Regions from separate parts of the Homo sapiens genome. Here all the other regions are linked to region 1. Evidence: chromatin contacts called from ENCODE Hi-C or POLR2A ChIA-PET data. All regions are on one chromosome and are shown on one strand. The core of a region is the stretch at or near the end of the contact, and the rest is flanking DNA. Distances in the headings are between cores, read along the strand shown. Region 1 holds the start of SMARCA5 (SNF2 related chromatin remodeling ATPase 5). Region 2 holds the start of SMAD1 (SMAD family member 1). Region 3 holds the start of IL15 (interleukin 15). Region 4 overlaps INPP4B (inositol polyphosphate-4-phosphatase type II B).

Region 1 (3,128 bases), core at 291-2,790:
CCAGCTACCCAAATATAACTACTGTGCCAAAAGCCTCAATGGTAAATTACGCTACCATTTTCTTACTGTATAATGATTCTGCATCAAGACTCATCTTCGGAGCAGTATTACTTTCATTCTGTCTAAGGATAGGAAAATCCCAGAAATCTTTGGGCTCCGACTCACAAAATATCTCAAAACAGGTCGAAGGCCAAGAAAATAAAAATTGGAAGGAGCAATTACTTTGTTCCCAGATGCAAAGCCTGGAAGCATATCCAATTTACCCGCCTGGCAGCTTCCCCCATCTTTCCAGCCCCCTCAGTACTGTCAGCATCCCCTGCCCAACCCAAACCCATAAGTCTCGGCAGCGAGTGGTACTAATTTTTTTTTTTCTTAAGGCCAGAGGCCAAAAAGAGAAAAGTGCCGGACTGAGAGCCAACCAACTGCGCCTGGTTCTCTAATTCATTCCTACACTTATTCATCCCCCCTAAATTAGACGGGGGATCCGAGACAGCTGCTGCTGCCTTGGTTGCTTCCCTTCCAGTGGAATAGTGCCTGGGAGGGGCCTTCTCTCCCTTCACAGAAGCAGCTGCGCCCCGCTTATCCCCACTGCGCACTCGGCCATCCAGCTCTCGCCATTGTTTCTGCCCACAACAGATACCGCCCCTGCAAGGACCGGGAAGAAGAAAAGGAGGCCCAAGTCCTCGGACGCGCTGCTTTTAAATGCCTCCTTCACCCCGCCCGTGCATCCCGCTCCTAAGGGGTCATCTCCTCGCCCTTCCCCGAAGTTTGGTGGAAACTAAAAACCACATTCAGAGGTAGGAGAGGGAATTATGGGAGTCTAGTGGGAAAAAAACGATGGGTCCCCCGGGCCACGGTAACCAAGAACATCTGTTCACTGAGAGCGTTCAAATATTTGTCAGGATTCACGAAAGAGACAAATAATTTAAATGTGAGGAGCCAGAAATCCATTTTGCTTAGCTCGAATAGGGTAAGAACAAGGGAGCAAGAGTGAGAGCATCATTTCGTATCCACAGGGTGTGAAGCTGAGTCTGGTGCAGAGAGAGAAACCCGGCTCTGCGTCCGATCGCCACGATCCGGCGAGGGAGCCAGCTCCTCCTCCCCGCTGCACCCGCTCCCCATGCCGCAAGTCGCCCTCACCTCCATCTCGGCGTCTGCGGGACCAGCGCTGGCCGCAGACGCAACCGCCTGCGCCGCGACGCCTTCGGGGCCGCCTTTGTTGCTGCTGTTGCTCCCGCCGCTGGCGATCGAGGCTGCGGGCTTGGAAGGCGCGCTCTCGGGAGGCGGGGGTGGCGGAGGCTCGGCCGCGGACGACATGATGTTCCGTCTGCGTCACCCGCTGCTGCCAGAGGCCCGAGTCCGGCGGGGATGGACGGGGAGGCCTAGGCCTGGATGCTACGTCGCAATAAACTGGTGGAGGAGCGAGACTCCCACCCGAGCGCTCCCCTGCGCCGCGCCTCCGCGACGGGCCTGAGCCGGGCCCAGGAGCTGCACACTCCCAAACGTTCTGCTCTTCCGCGGGGCTCTAGGTTCCACCGGCGCTTACCTCACGGCGGGAATCACGTCGACGAGGGTGGGCGGGGCCAGACGGGTCACTGAGGTCAAGGAAGGCCGGCTGATTTAGAGAAGGGCGGAGGGTTGGGGGAAGGGAAAAGGAAAACGAAAGAGAGACTGAGGCTGGGAAAACGCTTCGCCGCCTCCTCCTCTTCCTCTGGAAGATAACATCTATCTCGCCAGCATCCAGGACGACGACCTACGCCACCGACTTTCAACACTCGCGAGATTCCTTATTGGCTCACTGACTGGGTCCTGAGCGCGCATGCGCATACTGCCCTCCTCACCCTTGGCCCGCCCTCTTCCAGATCTCTAGCCGGCTCGGGAGAGAAGAGTGGGCGGGACCTCCAGGGAGCGCTCGGAGGTGTAGGTTTGTGCGCCTGCTGCTTGGCAGGACGCGAGCTCAGTGTTTTAGGCTTTCGTAACGGCTCACGGTTCTCGCTGTGTCTTCTGTGCCTGACAGGGGTTGGCGGCACTACCGGAAAACTTGTCTGGGTTTTGCGCTGCCCATTCAAACTTGGAAGTCTTGTGTCTGGCCCCAAAACTTCTGCCGTATCCGCTTAGAGGCGTGACGCCACAGCCTTGACGACGTTATGGTTACCCCAAGTGAAGTCTCACGGTTTTTTGTTGTTAGAAAAAAAAAAAAAGTCCGTTAGTGTGATTTTTTTCTTTTTTCTTTTTTTTTTTTTTTGCCTTCTCATGTTAGCTGCGTCGGTTATTTCTAAATACCCTCCTTAGGCACAGAGTTAAATGATATTTCTTCTGAATTTATATGCCAAAGTTAAGCAAATAACGTGCACACTACCATGGAAGTGAGAAACACGAATAATCAATATATGGGGAAGATAGGTGGTGCGATGTAATCTTTTCCCCAAGCATCAAACATGAAAATTAAAACGTACATTCTCCTTAAGTGTTAACAAATATTCAGCACTGATTTTGTATACTGCCTTAGGCAGCCTTCAATGCAGCTTAAGGGCCTTGTGCATTCATCGCCTACAAAATTTAAATACATTGTAGTCTGTTTGATAACGAATCTGCATACTACAGTAGATTACCTGCCCAGTACAGGGTCTTTTTTATCTTTTTTTATTCCTCATATTCAGTATTCTCTAAATGTTTGTTGAGTAAAGGAGACACATTTTTCGAGAGTTGAGGTTTGAGCTAACTGGTTATGTTGAATTCCAAACAGAAGGGATCCCCTTTGAATATATAGCCTGCAAATTTTTTAACTAATGGAATGATAATTCTTAAATGGACATCTGGAAAAATGTCCCCACTCCACTAGAAATGCTAGTTCTTAGACTATAAGGAAATGTCTAAGGATATATGCAAAGATGAATACCTACAATGATGTTCATCATAGTCTTCATATATGACTGCAAAAAGCTAACAACAGTAGGCTGAATCCAGTATTAAAAGTTAGGTGTTTAAAACTGTCATACACCCAGAAAATGAACTATTAACCTTTAACAACCATTAATGTAGAATAATGGTTGTTTTGTGTTGTTTTGTTTTCAGACAGTTTCTGTCGCCCAGGCTGCAGTGCGGTGGCATGATCTCAGCTCACTGCA
Region 2 (3,128 bases), core at 302-2,801, 2.0 Mb before region 1:
ATTGTGTTACTGAGGTGTGGGCAAGTTATCCACAACAGGCAATTAGACCCAGAGATGTTCTGAAATAGAGGCATTCTGAGATTTAGCGGCTGAGAGTTTCAGCAACAGGAAGAAATAACAGAAATCATGCAACTTCTGTATCATTCCACGTACTTTGAAACTTCAGATACAATGGAAAGAAAAGAGGGGGGAGGGCAGAGAAAAAGGACAGTTGTCTCAGCACTCACGAAAAGGATGCTTTCTCAGGAGATGGTTCTGAGACCGGCCTCAATTTTCAGAAGGAACGCGCCTTTACTGGTTATCTTGCACCGTGTATTTAAAAATTGCATGCTCTTCAAAATAAACAAAAGCTCAGCTACTGTAGCTGTGAGATCTGGCAGGCATTTGTTCCTCCTCCCCTCCTAAAGCACATCAAGAAAACGTTCTCCCTTTAAAGCCTTCATACAGTTTCAGCAACTAGAAAAACAAGCCCACATCTGTCTCTCACGCCCACCACCCCCACCTTCCTACAGAAACAACCCCGAGAAACACTAACAAAGACAGGGAGCAGAGTAAAGGAACAGTTGTTCAACCGCGAACTCACGAATACACATGCAGTGAGGCAATCGACTCCGGTAAAGGGAAAGGAACGAGACACCAGGAGACGCAGCGGGTGTAGGCGGAAGAGGGGGAAAAAATTACGCGCCGCCGCCAAACCTTTGAATAAATTAGAGGGGATCTCGGTGCGAACTTTCCTTGACCTCGACCCCAAAGAGGCTTGCTGGGGCCGAGAAGAAAACCCGTGCGGGATGTGGAGGGGCCCGGGGCGCCGGGGTCCCCCGCCCGCGAGACCCGCTCCACCAGGCGCCTTGGAGAGCAGCGCCAGCGGTCGTCCTCCAGCTCCCGCAGGGGTCGCCCCGCCGGCGCGGGGGACACAATGGGTCCGCGGGCCACGCGAACGGGCCTCGGCCCGGCGGCAGCACGGGAGAGATGTGAGGAGCGCGCGGAAGGGGAGCGCGGCCGGGGAGATCCCAGCGCGGTCAGGCCCGGGAGCCGAGGCTCGGGGGCCCGGGAACTGGGCTTCCCACAGCAGAAGACCCAACAAAGACACCAGGGGAGCCCGGCGGGCTGGGCGCGAGAAGACGTGGTAGCAGGTTCGCTCCTCCGAGCAGACGGGAGGCGCCATCATGGGGGGGGGGGGTCGCGGCCCGCCCCGCGCAGAAAGAGCCCCCTTCCCGCCGCTGCCCGCGCCCCCAGCCCAGCACGACCGCGGCGGCCCCACGCGTGCAGAGACGGCGGCGGCGGCGCTGGAAAGCCCGGGGCGCCGAGGGGAGGGCTGGGACGCGGCATGAAGGGAAAGTTCGGTTCGGGTCTGTTTCGTTTTACCGGGTTGGCGGCGCGCCCGTCCGTGTGGGAGCACGAGTGGCCGGGCGAGCGGGGTCTCGCGGCCCGGGTCCGGACGGCCGGGCGCTGCGCCACTCTCCGCTCCCCGAGCCTCGGCCCGGGTTGAGCCGCTCGGCCTCTCCTTTCTCCGCCCGCCCGCCTGCTTTCTCCTGGAGCCTGGATTGATCTGGTCGCGCTGGCGTCAGGGAGTCGGAGCTGCCCAGCCTCCACTCCTCAGCTGCCAATACCCGGCGCACTCGCCTGCCCGCCCGCCCGCTCACACGCTCACCCGCTCACCCGCGCGCCGCCGCCGCTGCCGCGCGACCAGGGATCCTCTCCAAATTCCCGGCCCGGCCGGCGTGAGCGCAGCGCGGCCGGGGCCGGAGGACGGCGCGGGGGAGCGGCCGGAGCCACCCCCTTCTACCGGCAGCCCCACGCCCCGTTTCTTCCTGGAGAAAAAACAGTGTGGCGGCGTTCAGGCTTTCCTAACCCTGCCTTTTTAGTCCCGGTGGAGCGGACTTAGTCCATTATCTGCAAGTGAATTTCGATGTTCCATATGTTTATTTTCTGAAATGTTCATTAACGCTTCCACCGCGCCCACTGAATCGTTCTATAAACGTGGAGTGCATGTTGACAGTTACCTTTCGAGACGCGCCCTTTTATGTCTATCTTTCGTTGCCCCTCACTCACTCTCCAATAATTTGCAGGCCCCAGAAGTTGTACGTACCCAGAATTGGATAGCCTAGTAAATACTGCACGTGGTTATACAAACCCTGAGTCAACAGATGCGTTTTGTGTCAACTCAGGATCCAGTGATTCGAGTAGGTAACCTTGTTGCTCCAAATAATGGCATGCCATAAGGAGATACTGCTTTAGAACTCCACATTTTTGGTCCAATTTCTACAGTCTTTTAGATGATGCCAACTCCCCCGCACTTAACTCTTACCTACCTGATCTGCATAGACATTGAAAATATCTTCTTGCAAGAGTCAACTTTTCTCTTGGCTAACTCTTGAAGCTGCATAAAATCTTGCATAATTACTATAATGTTGAGTTACGTTTAGAAAAAATGATTTTTTTTTGAGGAATAAATTTCACATGAAGCAAAAAAAAAAAAAAAAAAATCACTCCCAGCAATGTATATCAGAATATGTCTTCTAATTAAATTCCTTTTTCCCTTAACCTATTTGAGCACTTACTGGTCAATTCGTGGGCCTCATCTTATTTTCCCTAAAAGCAGCGTTTGACGCAGTTGATCATTCTCTGCTCCTTAGAACAACAGGAAAGTGAACCTTGTTAAATGCCACTCGGATCAGGCCACTCCTCTGTTGAAAACCCTCCCTTGATAAATAGTATAAAGTATCCCATACAAGAGAACATTATTCAGCCATAAAAAGGAATGAAGTACTGATACTGATGCATGCTACATGGATAACCTTTCAAAACGTGAAGGGAAAGAAGACAGACCACACATTGTATTCTTCCACATATGTGAAATGCTCAGAGTAGGCAAGGCTATGGAGACAGAAAGTAGATTGGTGGTTTGCATAGGGTTGGGGAAATGAGGAACCTGGGGAGTGACAGCTAAAGGTTATGGGGTGACAAAATTGTTCTAAAACTAGTTTCTGGTGATGGTTGCACAACTCTGTGCATATACCAAAAGCCATTAAATTGCACACTTTAAATGGGTCAATCATTTGGTATGTGAATTTTACCTCAAGCTATTAAAAAAAAAGCATGACAATGAAATGCAGTATATGACCTTG
Region 3 (3,128 bases), core at 190-2,689, 1.9 Mb after region 1:
ACTCCTGGTCTCAAGCTATCCTCTCGCCTCGGCCTTCCAAAAGTGTATTGTATCTTGATGCTTTCAGTAGAATGGTTCACCTTATAACCTCTACATGGCAGGATGCATAATCACCAGTTTATTCTGTAATACCTGAGCAAAAATTCAGCCTAGCTAATATGGCCTCTTTCACCACACTGACAAGATAAGGATGACGTCCACTTAGTTGGCCACCACCAGTATCATAATATTAGATAGTAGTTTAAAAATATATAATGGAAACTAGCTGGTGACCACCACTTTACTTCCAGTTTTGAAATTGCTGACTCATCCTATTTAAGAATCTGTTGTAAGCATCATTTAAGAATTAGTTTGGTTTAGACATACTTTGAAGTCAACATAGTTTTTAATGCATGGAATTACATAAAGTCAAATGAACTATATACCCTTGCTACATGCGGTCTTAATAACACTTGAAAAAATTGGCTGGATTTTCATTTAAAAGCCACCTTGAATAATGATTTTATTTCAGTGAAATTCGCTCGTATTTTTTCCAAGTTCCTTCGACATTCTAGATACACTATCGCTTCTCTAAGAGATAACTGGCTGGCGCAGAGTTGGAACCAATACAGACCCAGGCCTGACTGCCAAGCACTGACCATTCCTGCAAATTTCTCTCCCAGAAGACGTGTGCAAGCAAAGAAGAGGGCGATAATTTGATTTTGCAAAGGTAGGGATAGACGCGCACGCACAGACATCTGCACCGGCCCACAATGAGTTTGGGACGGGAGCAGTTAGGAAGTGGGGAGCTGCGGTACCTTTTCTTGGCCTTCCTGAGCTTGACTGGGTGCAGAACTCAGCCCTCAGGGCTGCGGGACAGCGTCTTCTCAGAAACCCGCAGCTTGGCTGGGGCCGCCAGACGCGCGTCCCTCACCCTCCCAGCGGAGCGCGGGGTGCCCGGCCCGCCTTGCGCTAGCCAGCAGCCTGGAACGCCGTAAGAGCGCAGCGCAGTAGGGAGTCGCACGCCAGGGGCAAAGGGACCTGCGATCTGCGCTCCTCCGGAAGCGGGAGGATGGCTAGGAGAGCCTCAGAAGTGTCATTAAAGGAAAAACCAAAAATTGAAGTTGCGGCTAAGTTTTCCCCATGAGAAGGCGGGGCAGCTCGGCCAGTAGGATAGACCGGAGGGTAACGCTGGAGCTGGGAGGGGCCCTGGGCGTAGGCTTTCGGGGAAAATTCCATCGCCCTTTCAACCACCACCACTCCCCTCCCAAGGCAAAGAAGCCGAGCTCTGTACCTCCATCGAGTCCTGGCTGCAGGGTGGGGGGCGACAGCCACCGCAGCCGGGAGGGTGCGGCCACCCAGTTCCCTCCCGGGGGGCGCCGGACTTCGAAGGCAGTGAGCGAGTCAGCTGGGATTCCCCCGGGCGCCTGCCACCCGGAGTCCCAACCCCTGGCGAAAAGAAAAGTGAAAGAGAAAGAGCCGGGAGCATAGGCGAAGACAAACACCTCCCGCGGAGACTGGGGGTGGGGCGGGTGGCGGCGGCTCCTGGATGACTGACTGCCCCAGGTGTCACTGCTTCCCGGCCTGTTTCCGTCCCTGCCGGGGCCTGGGGCGCAGAACTTGCAGGGCAAGCGCAAGGACATCGAGGAGCCCCAGCCCCGCCCTGCAGGAACACCAGCCACCGGTCTCCTCCTCTACCTGCCGGGACACCTGCAGAGAAGGCACAAGGATAGCCGCATCCCAAGCGACGGGCACCATGTGGGAAGCTTCCGCAGCTGAACCTGGAGACCCGGGCTGGGCTGGCGCGCATCCAAGTCTTCCTGAGGAAAGGGAAAAGGATGTCGGATCTGGATGCTGGGCGGCTACTCTAGACCGGCCTCTTGGTCCCCGCACAGGCTGCAAGAAGGAAACTTTGAAGTCCAACTAGGGGAAATGTTGGAAGAAGACACCCGGGTGGCAGCTTTGTGCAAGACAGTTGGTACAGGGAGTGAACTTAGAGCAATGAGCCTCTCTGCGGATCACTTTTCCAGCCTATTGTGTAGTCCAGTGTAAAATATCACACATGGTCCCATTTGATGGAAGCGTGAGATGTTGTTCTTGTAGTATTTTTACATTGGAGGAAGGAACTGAGTTGAGGCTGAGTGATTTGCATGCCATAAAGGCAGTAGCAAAGATCTCACGCTTAGTTTTGAAAGTACTTTGCAGAATCTTGCACTCTTGTGAATCACTGAAAATCCCTCTTGTACGGTGCTTTCCAAATTTTCAGAGTCATGGTTCAGAGAAAATGATGTCTTCCTGGAGCGCAGTTTAATTTAGTTTAAAATTTAATTATGTTTTTAATTACATAAATATGATAAATATCAAATAGAAAAATAATAGAAATTATTCACTTTCCATGTACATAAAGTTCCGTATAATATAATTTCATATTTTTATGAAAAATTTGAGTTTATTTTCATTAACTCAATTTTTTGATATCAGTTTTATATTTGAAATAATTACTGATGGACTTTTTGATGAGAATTACATCAAACTCTAGATAGTCTCCATTAACAAAATAAGTGAGGTATAAAAATGCAAAAACAGTTTTTACAACCATTCAAAATTTCACCATAGTTGGAAATTATATTTAAGAATATGAAGCCATCATCCATTTCTGTTCATGACGATGTCATGTTGAATTTTCTTGTGATGGTGTCAATGGATTTCAAGACCAGTCAGAATTTTTCATAGCAATACATTGAAGCTCTGATTTGCAGAATGAGCATGCACTGGGAGAGCAAGACTGCAGCTGGTTTGGATCTCACCACAAGAATATAGCAGCCACGGAAGGACTGATATGCATATGTGTGAAGATAGAGAATAGGGATGAACAAGTGTATCATGTGTCCCAACCTCATTTTGGACTGTTGCAGAGCTTCCTGGACTCCTGCCATGTAAACTCCTCTAGCACCTCTTTCAGCTCCTTTAATGGATACTGTGTTCTCTGCAGCCGGTGAAGGAAGCAGGTGTCCACGCTCAGCACCACCTAGCAGAGCTCAATATCAGATATTGCTGCTGCCAGAGGACATATCATCACATCTCAGATCCTGTCTCTCTTGGACTGCCCACAAACTCTATAGAAAGTGCTCTCAGCTGGTGCTCACTAG
Region 4 (3,128 bases), core at 411-2,910, 1.1 Mb after region 1:
TAGAATCATATTGGGCACATTTGGACGTTCAATAAATATCTATGGGCTGATATGCATGAATTCCATTGCTTTATCCTCACACATTTATTCATAAAATAAATCAATATATTTATATATTCCCTTGAAATGTTTCATAATTATTGCCAACACAATTATTTGTAAAAAGTAATCCATTTTAAAATTTCAAATGAATATTTAACCTTTAAAATTTCATTGTTTGCAAATGAATATATTATATTTTAGAGAAATAGAGTCTTTTGGCCTTGGGGTTCTTTTAGAGAAAATTGACAAGAAGAATCAGCTTATAGGCTGGAGGTGAACAAGTTGAGTTCTATAATTAGACTGCGTATCTGTTGACTGCATACCTGTGTAGAATTGGGGAGCCAAAATTATTGCAATGTAACCTGAAGATTCCTATGTTATGACAGCATCAAAGAAGCAACCAATCTTCTTGCAGAAATGTTTTTAAGAACAGACATATACAAATAACAACAAGAACAGACAACTGAAATAATAGAAATAGACTGACATAAGGAGATTTGAGCTTAAATTTTAGCTTACAACATGTGCCCGTGAGGGAAGTCAGGGCCAGGCTGGTATTTGGACTGCCAGCCTGAGAGAGCCTTTGGATCCTGATACCGCCTCAAAAATCCTGAAAAATTCATCATTCCTGGGTCGTTTTGCAAACTCAATCAGACAGCATTCCTAAAGCACTAAGAATAGTGCTAGATGTATAAGTGATTCTCCAATGGTATTATTCTAATTATTATCTTGGGTTAATCCCTTTCTGTCCCTGAAACTCTGATTCCTTATCTGTGAATTGCAGATAATAATTCCTATTTTGCAAGTTGTTTGAGCTAATATAGATGAAATTGAGAAGTATATTACTAATACATTGTTAGGAATTTAATACATTTTTTCACACATTTTATTTAATTGGATCCACACAAGCACTAAGTGAGAATAAACATAATTATCATCCCCATTCCCAGATGAAGATACTAAGACTCCGTAACAAACCCAAAATCACACAGTCAGGACTGAATCTATGGCCCTCAACTTTTGGCAATTTGGAAGGCAGAGCAAGTAAGAACTGCCAAGAAGACCTTAAACAGAAGGGAAGGTGCATCATATTCTCATCTTGCCTAGGCTACAGTGCATCCCGGAAGAGGTTCTTTTTAATTTAATTTGAGTAGTGTAAACTACTCTTCTGTTCTGAAACTTCCTGTATGCCTAGGGCTCTGAAGCTTTCTACTTTGAGCTAGCAGCCACTCTGCTGAGCTTTCATTTGAACTGCTCTCCCTGGAGATCCCAAATATTCTGAGAAGTATGCTCTTTTTTCCTTCAAACACTGATCCTCTTAGAACTACTCTTTCCCACGAAGTTGTCTGATCTCGGTTGCTTTCACAAACTGTTGAATTGGTGGATTTTGCTCCAAGTAATTAGACCCTCTGCTTTCCAGCCAGCCCAGATTTACTTTCTCACTTATAAACTCCTCCTTCTCTTATATCCTGGATCACTAGTCATTTCTAGCTTTAGCTTATCTGTATGAAGCTTGTTTTATTTCCTGTGAGTCAACTATCTTATGACAGAAGAATCGACACCCTCAAAGCCCTAGTTAGTCAAATGAATATTGAGATTGTCTTTTGCCTACACAGAATCACACATGATTGATGACTGAAGCGAAACTGGAGTTATCTTCTTTAAGCACTTCAAAACTGGTTCTTGCCCAAAGGATGATCTAGATGGAGACAACAAAATGAGAAGCTCATTATGCCCCTAGAACCATCTATTTTTCTCATTCTTCCCTATTCCTCTTACTTCCTAATCTGTCTTTTTATGTGTCTTCAATTTAATAATTTAATTCTACTGGTAAAATATTTGGCATTTGAGCAATAGCACATAGCCATTAAGCCCAAACAAATTTTCAGGAAAAAAAATTACTTAAATAATTTTTAACCTTAATTTAGACATCATTTCCTAAAATTCAAGCCCTTAACCAACCACCATCTGCACAATGCAATTCTCCTGAATATTTTGGTTTGGGAAAGCATGCTCAGGATTTGGTAAAACCCAGACCATGAGTCAGTGTGTTGTATGGGAAGTCATCTGGATTGAACAGCTGCCTCCCTGTCGGCTTGCTACCTCCTGCCCAAACAAATTCCCTCAGAAGACTGTCAACTCCTCAAGACAACATTCCAGGCCCCTATTTTCTTTATTCTCCCTCAAACTCCTAAATACCTGCCTGACACTATTTTTTTTATTATACTTTAAGTTTTAGGGTACATGTGCACAACGTGCAGGTTAGTTACATATGTATACATGTGCCATGCTCGTGTGCTGCACCCATTAACTCATCATTTAGCATTAGGTATATCTCCTAATGCTATCCCTCCCCCCTCACCCCACCCCACAACAGTCCCCAGAGTGTGATGTTCCCCTTCCTGTGTCCATGTGTTCTCATTGTTCAATTCCCACCTATGAGTGAGAACATGCGGTGTTCGGTTTTTTGTCCTTGTGATAGTTTGCTGAGAATGATGGTTTCCAGCTTCATCCATGTCCCTACAAAGGACATGAACTCATCATTTTTTATGGCTGCATAGTATTTCATGGTGTATATGTGCCACATTTTCTTAATCCAGTCTATCATTGTTGGACATTTGGGTTGGTTCCAAGTCTTTGCTATTGTGAATAGTGCCGTAATAAACATACGTGTGCACGTGTCTTTATAGCAGCATGATTTATAATCCTTTGGGTATATATCCAGTAATGGGATTGCTGGGTCAAATGGTATTTCTAGTTCTAGATCCCTGAGGAATCGCCACACTGACTTCCACAATGGTTGAACTAGTTTACAGTCCCACCAACAGTGTAAAAGTGTTCCTATTTCTCCACATCCTCTCCAGCACCTGTTGTTTCCTGACTTTTTAATGATCGCCATTCTAACTGGTGTGAGATGGTATCATTGTGGTTTTGATTTGCATTTCTCTGATGGCCAGTGTTGATGAGCATTTTTTCATGTGTCTTTTCTGCCTGACACCATTTTGTGCATTCACTCGGAGTCCAGCCATCTTGAGTCCACTCCCCTTAGCCATCCACCTTTGGTAACTGAAGCCCTGACTTTCCTG

What was found. A loop is a pair of places that touch in the nucleus more often than their neighbours do. ChIA-PET counts read pairs that join two places held with the same protein, here RNA polymerase II (POLR2A). Pooled maps may share reads with other maps.
Region 2: a loop to region 1 is called in a pooled map, with 9 times the contacts of the local background. The contact joins the promoter of SMAD1 here to the promoter of SMARCA5 in region 1. A Hi-C loop is called at or near these places in 2 of 37 single-sample maps with no recorded cell type and 11 of 50 pooled maps. POLR2A ChIA-PET finds 5 or more read pairs at or near these places in 1 of 52 experiments (T-cell).
Region 3: a pooled map shows a loop between it and region 1 (15-fold over the local background). The contact joins the promoter of IL15 here to the promoter of SMARCA5 in region 1. A Hi-C loop is called at or near these places in 4 of 37 single-sample maps with no recorded cell type and 11 of 50 pooled maps.
Region 4: a loop to region 1 is called in a pooled map, with 2.8 times the contacts of the local background. The contact joins the enhancer-like site here to the promoter of SMARCA5 in region 1. A Hi-C loop is called at or near these places in 1 of 168 maps with a recorded cell type or tissue (naive thymus-derived CD4-positive, alpha-beta T cell) and 9 of 50 pooled maps. POLR2A ChIA-PET finds 5 or more read pairs at or near these places in 1 of 52 experiments (naive thymus-derived CD4-positive, alpha-beta T cell).

The regions. Positions count from the first base shown.
Region 1 is chr4:143,512,114-143,515,241 of GRCh38, reverse strand. SMARCA5 (SNF2 related chromatin remodeling ATPase 5) reads right to left here and starts at 1,540. Exons shown (of 24, transcript NM_003601.4): 1 at 1,141-1,540. The coding sequence starts at 1,317. It overlaps SMARCA5-AS1 (SMARCA5 antisense RNA 1), which reads left to right and starts at 405. Exons shown (of 2, transcript NR_104027.1): 1 at 405-797; 2 at 1,017-1,770. RefSeq lists enhancers at 920-1,039, 1,100-1,159, 1,450-1,819, 1,850-1,919, 1,950-2,039 and 1 more.
Region 2 is chr4:145,480,276-145,483,403 of GRCh38, reverse strand. SMAD1 (SMAD family member 1) reads right to left here and starts at 1,551. Exons shown (of 7, transcript NM_005900.3): 1 at 1,366-1,551. RefSeq lists silencers at 733-832, 923-982, 1,323-1,482, 1,653-1,782.
Region 3 is chr4:141,634,894-141,638,021 of GRCh38, reverse strand. It overlaps IL15 (interleukin 15), which reads right to left and starts at 1,439. Exons shown (of 8, transcript NM_000585.5): 1 at 1,274-1,439. RefSeq lists an enhancer at 1,437-1,526.
Region 4 is chr4:142,415,288-142,418,415 of GRCh38, reverse strand. All of the region lies in intron 5 of INPP4B (inositol polyphosphate-4-phosphatase type II B), which reads left to right. Among named protein-coding and RNA genes, the nearest start is that of INPP4B, 430 kb to the left of the region's middle. Within about 2 kb of position 1,660, at least 5 of the 41 ENCODE cell types and tissues checked have a DNase peak (open chromatin) inside an H3K27ac peak, as active enhancers do.